2 separate regions of the Mus musculus genome follow, and region 2 is linked to region 1. A link is a loop called in an ENCODE intact Hi-C map of the cell type or tissue named here. Cell type or tissue: left cerebral cortex. All regions are shown on one strand.

Region 1 (4,000 bases):
TCTACAGGGAGAGTTCCAGGACAGCCAGGGCTTCACAGAGAAACCCTGTCTCAACAGAACAAAACAAAACAAAGCCAGGAGAGGTAACTTGCACTTGTAACCCCAACACTGACACTTTGGAGACAGTTGGAGCCCCAGGCTCATTGGCCAGCTCCACTAACCTACTTAGTGAGTTCCAAGCCAGTAAGAGACCCTGTCTCAAAGGATCAGGACAAAGAAGTGGGGACTGTTGCAGGATATTTGATCACACTGTGAATCCTGAGACTGTGTTGTTTACTGGAAAAGCTGAGGCTCAGCCTTAGCGCACCTTTAATCCCTCTTAGCATACATCTTTAATCCCAAACAATGAAAGTAAAGTTAGCTTGTAGAAGGAAGCAGCCATGTTTGAAAGTGATATCTAATTGAGTGGTAGAAAAAGTGATGAATCAGAGAAAGATTTGACAGAATAGGATATGGCCAACTCTCACGAGAAGAGAGAGGAAAGAGACGTGACTTAAGAGAGCAGTGCAGGGCGGGTGTGGTGGCGCATGCCTTTAATCCCAGCACTCGGGAGGCAGAGGCAGGCGGATTTCTGAGTTCGAGGCCAGCCTGGTCTACAGAGTGAGTTCCAGGACAGCCAGGGCTACACAGAGAAACCCTGTCTCGAAAAACCAAAAAAACAAAAAACAAAAACAAAAACAAAAGAGAGCAGTGCAGAAGGAGACAGGTTGCAGAGACAGAACAAGCTAGACACAGGTGAAGACAGAATGGGCCAGAGAATGAAAAGGACCCAAAAGATTAGAACATATTGTCAAAGGTAGCCTGAGGCCAGACAGAGCAATTCAGTCAGAAGCCAGTTTGCATCCGTCAGATTCGAGAGGCGTTTCGAGCAAGAACAGCTGAGTTGAATCAGGCAGCCAGAGATCAGAATGAACTAAAATGGGGTGAGCTTAGTCAGCAGTAAGTCTCAGAGGCTGAAAACATTCTAGGCCTAAATAAGATTGTCCAGAGGCTAGAAGCTTCCAGGACGTAGGCTAGGTTAGCAGACAGTCAGCCTCTGAGATGACAATTACATTAGGTGAATAAAAGTGACTTTTACAGGAGACTTCCAGGAAGATGGCTGCATGGGTTAGTTTTATCAAGCTGGGAAGAGAGAACCTCAACTAGAAAATGTCCCCAATGGCCTAGGGAGAAGCCTGTGTGGTGCATTTTCTCCACTGACGATCGATGTGGGAGGGCCCACCTCATGATGGGCAGTGTCACCTGGGGTTGGCAGTTCTGGGTGATGTACGAAAGCAAGCTGGACGAGCCATGAGAGCAAGGCACTAAACGTTGTGCCTCCATGGCTTCTGCTTCAGTTCCTGCCCTGCCTTCCTTCAGAGACGGAGGGTGACTGAGAAGTGTAAGCTGAAATAAAAATCAACCCTTGCCTCCCCAAGTTGATTTTGGTCATGGTGTTTTATCACAGCAACAGGAATGTAAGACAGTTAGTAGTTCAGGGGCTAAAGGGGTCAAGCCTTGTCAGTCCATGCTTTGTAGCTGGGACCTACACAGTGGAAGGAGAGAGCTGGCTCCTATAAGCTACCTTCTGACCTCTACTCTTACATTTTGGCACACACATATACACAAACACACACACACACATGCACACAAACAAGCATGCACATACAAATATATCTAATAACACACACACACACATATAAAAACGTATATGAGTGATCTGTCATATACAGAAGAGGGAGTCAGATTCCATTATGGAAGGTTGTGAGCCACAAGTGGTTACTGGGAATTAAACTCAAGACCTCCAGAAGTGCAGCCAATGCTCTTTACCACTTAGCCCATCTCTCCAACTATTTTTTTTTTTTTTTTTGGACAGGGCTGCCTTACTGGTCAAGAACATTTTAATATATCCCTGTATTCTATCTCTAGCTCCAATATAAAACTGGACGTGGCGATGCACGCCTATCATCCCAGCACTCAGGTAGAGGCAGGAGGATCACGAGTTGAACGTCAGCCATGACAACGCTGGTCTAAGCTGCAGGAGACTCTGTCTCAGCAACAACACACACACAAAAGGTAGATGATGCTTAAAAAAATGATGCCTGCGGGTCTCTTCTGGACTTGACACACATGCACATACACCTGCACACTCATGTACAACTACACACACACACACACACACACCAGAACATCAGAGAATATCACGGGGTTGCAGAAACACTCTAAGCCAACAGAGAGCAATGTGTACCCCTGCCCATCTCCCCATAGGTGACTCAAGGTCTGGGGATCTGCCATCGTTCCGCCCCCACAAAGAATCTGCGAAGGAAATATTGACACAACCACCCTCTCCCCAGACAGGGGAGAGCCCACGCCGGATGCCATCCACACTGACGCTGCGCGGGCGCGGGCATATGGCTCATGCTGTTGTGTTGGGGAACATGAGCGACTGCCACACATAATGAGATGCTCACCCGGTGGGCCGCGCCGCCCACTCACCGTATCTGCTGTTAAACAGAATCTGCACGCACTCCCGCAGGGTATTGATGTCCTCCATTTCCTTGATGAAGGGATCCCACTTCTCTATCAAAACACAGAAGGCCCAGTGAGGACTGGTCCCTAAAATGGGGGCTGCCTCCTGTCAGAGCCCCAGGCTCCTGCCACTCTCCCTCCAGGAGCCTAGGGTGCCACTCTAAAGCACCCAGGCCTCCCACTCACAGTCACCTCAGCCCCTTTGAGATTTGGGGTGCTCCCTCACTGGTCCCTGTGTCCACTTCTGCATCTCCCAAAGAGCTGTGTAGCTGACCTTCCTCTCCACAGACCGCCCTACCTCAGGCAGACAAAAGTCTGGGAATGCTACATTTCTTGAGAAAGGAGGGGCTTACTATGTAGACAAGGCCAGACTGGACCTTGAAATCCTCCTGCCTCAGCCTCCTGAGTGCTGGGATGACAGGTCTGTGTCACCATGTCTAGCAAATTAGGCAGGTGCGAGTGGAAGAAGCTAAGGACCCTGTACATGCTAGACAAGTGGCTTACTGTTGAGCCAAGCTCCCAGCCCCTCATTGAGACATTCTGGACAGGGACTCTTGTGGTGAGAGTGGCCCAGCCCCATACTAGGGGACTCTTAAACAATACGCAGCCACATTCCCAGCCCCGCTCCCCCATTTTTCTTTTCCTTTCTTTTGTATCAGGGCCTTACTGTACAGTCCAGGTTGGTCTCAAACAAGAACTGCCTGCCTCCGCTCCGTACACGGCTCCCCTTTTCCTTTTTGTTTATATTTTTTATTTTTTGAGACAGAGTCCCACTGTGTAGGTCTGGCTGCCCTGTTACTAGGTAGCGCAGACTGGCCTAGAACTCACAGAAATCCTCCTGCCTCTGCTTCCTGGATGCTGAGCTAAAGGCCTACATCTAGCTTTTTTGATTTTTCTTCTCTCACGGGGAGGAATCAGATTCTTCCCCCTCTGAGAACTGGCTGGAACATTCTGGATTTCTCATGGATAAAATGGAGCGGCCGTGACAGTAAATTCTGAAGAGAGGTCATGAAAATACACACTTCCTCCTTCCTCAGTGGTGGATCGCTAACTTGGAGAATATCAGCTGCCATCTTGCGAGCCTGGTCAGCTGACCCAATCTAGAGGCTAGCCCAGGTGCTGCAAGAGTGACCTTACACACGGCTCTCCGGCTTCAGCCTGTCTGACACCATGCCTACGAGCTTATGAGAGATACTACACCAAAACTGACTTCCTCATCGGCTCTGATCATCAGACCTGCTTGTCAATGTGACAGAACTACCATGAAAACCAACCTCTAGATGTGTTTGTGAGAAAATTTCTAGATAGGGGTGCAAAGAAGTGAGGAGACTCATGCCAACTGTGGGTGGTACCATTCCGTATGCTGAGACCCCAGATTATATATATATATATGTGTGTGTGTGTGTGTGTGTGTGTGTGTGTGTGTATAAAATATATTTATATTGGGCTACAAACACTTATTTTAAGCTGCTGTTTTGAGATATTTGTGACA
Region 2 (4,000 bases), 58 kb after region 1:
TAAATAGATGCAGGACATGATAGAATGTGCTTGTAGTCTCAGCACTCAGGAGACGGAGACAGGAGGATTGGGAGTTCATGTCAGACTGAGCATCATAGAGAATTCTAGCCCAGTCTGAACTTAGAGAATCCCTGTAATATATATATATATATAATAAAGAGTTAGGCTTAGTGGCTTTCATCTATAATCCTAGGGCCTAGAAGTTTGAAGCAAGAGGATTTCTGAGAGTTTGAAGCCTGGCTGGCCCATATGATCCTGTCTCAAAAAGTGAAAACACTCAGTTTCACTAGGGATATAATTCAGTCAGTGTATAGAATGGTTGTCCAGCGTGCTTGCTTGAAGCCCTGGGTTTGACCTTCAGCCCCACATAAAACCAGATGATATGGCACAGTAACCGACTCGAGGACTTCGAGGACAAAGTCATCCTAAGCAACAACGTGAGTTTGAGGGCAGCTTGGGCTACATGATAGGTGATCATAAAAAAAAGGAATCTACAAGATCCTGCCGGGCAGTGATGGCACACGCCTTTAGTCCCAGCACTCGGGAGGCAGGGGCAGAAGGATCTCTGAATTCAAGACCAGCCTGGTCTACAGAGTGAGTTCCAGTACAGCCAGGGCTACACAGAGAAACCCTGTCTCGAAACAAAACAAAACAAGACAAAAAAAGGATCTACCAGATCCTGACAGAACCTACCTGGTCTCCTTCTAGATCTCCTCATGCATACACATTAAGCCCAGACCTTAGTGACAATTTAGTGACCTTGGATGACCATCTCTGGGGACAGGCTCACAAGCCTCCTCTCAGTGAGCCAACCAGAAGAGCCCTTGTGCCCACAGAGGGGTTTGGGCAGAGCACCAGGGATCAGAAACAAGGCCATAGGTGATGGGCCCCTAGAGTCCTAATAAAGCCTTGAGGCCTTACTAGCCAGGCCCTCTGACCCACTTGTGCAGTGCCTGCCCTAGTTTGACACCAAAGCCAGTGCAAATATCAACGATCTGGCAGCTGGGGGGTAAGGGGTAAGGGGGGTGGGCGTGAGTTCAAATCTTGGCGTTTCCACTTTCTACCCAAGTGACCTGGGGCTTGCCTTGGCAGTTCCCCCTATCTGAGTTTCCACTTCCCCCTTCCCATAGCCTCTCTGCCAGCTACGGCCTGACTCCCACAGTGTATAATGCTGAGAACAGCCATCGCTTAGTAAATGTCTACTAGATGCAAGTCATGTTACATGTAAGATCTCTATGTCTTTTGGGTACTGGGGACATGCCTGCTATTTCAGTTACTCAGGGACTGAGGCAGGAGGATTGAAAATTCATTGTCTGGCAGGATGGCTCAGTGGGAAGCCCAATGACCTAAGTTTGATTCCCAGGACCCACGTGGTGGAAACAGAGTCAACTCCTTCAAGTTGCCCTCTGACCTCCACTCATGTGCCATGACACATGGACGTGTGTATACAAACTCATACACACAAATTTAAAAGTTTAAAGCTACCGCAGGCTACATAGTGAGAACTTGCCTTAAAATGAAAGGGGTCCGGGGCTGGAGAAATGGCTCAGCGGATAAGAGCACTGACTGCTTTTCCAAAGGTTCTGAGTTCAAATCCTGACAACCACATGATGACTCACAACCATCTGTAATGAGATCTGATGCCCTCTTCTGGTGCGTCTGAAGTCAGCCACAGTGTACTTATGTACACTGTACTTATGTATACTAATAAATAAATCTTTGGGCCTGAGCAAGCAGGGACTGAGCGAGCAGGGTTGACCAGAGCAAGTAAAGGTTCTAAAAATTCAATTCCCAACAACCACATGAAGGTTCACAACCATCTGTACAGCTACAGTGTACTCACATACATAAAATAAATAAATCTTTTTTTTTTTTTAAATGAAAGGGGTTTACTGTGGGGATCCATGAGTTTAGTCCCAGCACTTGGGAGACGGAGCCAGGTGGCTCTCTATCAGTTCAAAGCCAACCTGGTCTACAGAGTGAATTCCAGGACAGCCAAGGTGGGGTGGTACCCAAAGGGGAACTTCTCCTCCTCTGAGGAGAAGGAGAGGATAATGGGGGAGGGATTTGTAAAAGTGGAACTGGGAGGAGAGGAGGGAGGGAGGTTGCAACAGGGATGTAAAGTGAAGAAAAAGAACAAAGAAAAGGAAGAAAGAAACAAAGAAAAGAAAGAGAGAGAAAGAAAGAAAGAAAGAAAGAAAGAAAGAAAGAAAGAAAGAAAGGAAGGAAGGAAGGAAGGAAGGAAGAAAGAAAGAAAGAAAGAAAGAAAGAAAGAAAGAAAGAAAGAAAGAAAGAAAGAAAGAAAGAAAGGAAGGAAGAAAGGAAGGAACATGAAAAGGGTCTGAGATGATAGCTCAGTCACTTAGATTCTTGTTTTCTTTATAAACACAAGGATTTGAGTTCGATCCCCACAACCCAGGTAAAAAGCCAGACTACAGTCTGAAGAGATGGCTCCGCAGTGAGGAGCACCTACTGCGTTGGTAGAGAGAGCTTGAACTCAGAACTCAGCAACCACTCTGGGCAGCTCTGGGAAAGGCAACATCTACATGTCCATACCTGCCCACAGACACATACGTATATACACAAGTTTACATTAAATTTAAAGTTTGTGTTGTTATTATTGTTGTTTTCAGCTGGATGTAGCTGCCTATGCCTTTAAACTCAGTACTGGCAGCGAGAAACAGGAAGATACTTGGGGTATTGCTGGCCAGCCAGCCTGACTGTATCAGCTACAGGAATTGATTAGAGACCATGTCTCCAATAAGAAAGAGAGAGACAGAGAGACAGAGAGAGACACAGAGAGAGACACAGAGAGAGGAGGGAGTAGGGAGATGATTAAGTCAATAAAGGGCTTGCTCCATTAGCCTAAAAACCTGATTTTAAATTTCTAGAACCATGTAAAAACTAGATGCCAGCCATCTTTAATCCCAACACTCAGGAGGGAGAGGCAGGTGGATCTTTGTGAGTTCGAGGCCAGCCTGGTCTACAGAGCAAGTGCCAGCACAGCCAGGGCTACAGAAAGAAGCCCTGTCTCAGACCTGCCCCACCCCCCTACCCCCACTTCACCTATAAAAGAAGTAGTATATACTTCTTTGGCAGGGTCTGTCAAACTGATGGAAGGTAAGACTTGTCTTCTGTCTTCTACATGTGTCGCCATTCTCTCACGAGAATGTGCATATGAACACACATGTGCGCATGCATGTGCTAACTCAGCGGAGACTAGAAGAACATGCCTGCATGCACACACATGTAAATACTCATGAGTGCATGCATATCACACACACACAAACACACACACAAGAAAATTAGGAGAACATGGGAAAGAAGAGGAGCCCTGCTGGAATCTGGTTGAAACCTCTTTCTCTAACTGAGAATCCAAGGCTCCAACACAGTCTACGTTTGCTTGAGACTTTTCTCTTTCCAGACCCAAACCTGTAATTTTCTATCAGTCTCACATTAAAGCCCTTGTGTAAGTAACCCCAGTAGCTCCTAGTTTTACCTTTTCAGCTTGTCATTCTGCCCAAGGCCCCTATCCTATAATTCCAATTATCAAAGGGGATAGCAAGATAGCTTAATAGGTAAAGACACTTGCCACCAAGCCTTGTGACTGGAGTTTGAGTCCCTGGCCCACCTACTGGAAGGAGAAAACCGATTCCCACAAGTTGTTTGTCCTCTGACCTCCAAGTTAGGGTACCATAGCTTTTGTAAATGTGCTCAAGTGAATAAATAAATGTGAAAAAGATTAAGAGGGGGAGAAAGTCGCCTAGCAACCTTTTGAGGTGTTGAGAGCCATTGAAATGGTATATTTGTCTACTCCTAAGACTCTAAGTGCAACTCTCCCATGAGAAGCCCACATCCAGACTCTTGTGGTCTTATGTGTGTCGTGTGTGTCTTATTTTTCCTTAATTTAATTTCCTTATTTTACCTTTCTCTCCCCCACAACCTCCCAACACCCACTTAGGCAGTGTCTGTGTAGCCCTGGCTAGCCTGGAACTAACTA

What was found. A loop is a pair of places that touch in the nucleus more often than their neighbours do. Peaks named below come from ENCODE experiments on the same cell type or tissue, not always from the same donor. Only the 100,000 strongest peaks of a DNase experiment are listed, where the experiment ranks them.
Region 2: it touches region 1 in a loop (1.9-fold over the local background); 2 of 42 quality-filtered maps call a loop at or near these places.

The regions. Positions count from the first base shown.
Region 1 is chr5:134,399,636-134,403,635 of GRCm38, forward strand. It overlaps Gtf2ird1 (general transcription factor II I repeat domain-containing 1), which reads right to left. Exons shown (of 30, transcript NM_001081464.2): 8 at 2,476-2,559. Among named protein-coding and RNA genes, the nearest start is that of Gm46925, 53 kb to the left of the region's middle. In left cerebral cortex, no CTCF peak of the experiment used is centred here; a DNase peak (open chromatin) is centred at 2,403.
Region 2 is chr5:134,457,746-134,461,745 of GRCm38, forward strand. No RefSeq gene overlaps it. Among named protein-coding and RNA genes, the nearest start is that of Gtf2ird1, 3.0 kb to the left of the region's middle. In left cerebral cortex, a CTCF peak has its summit at 1,666 (motif pointing left); no DNase peak of the experiment used is centred here.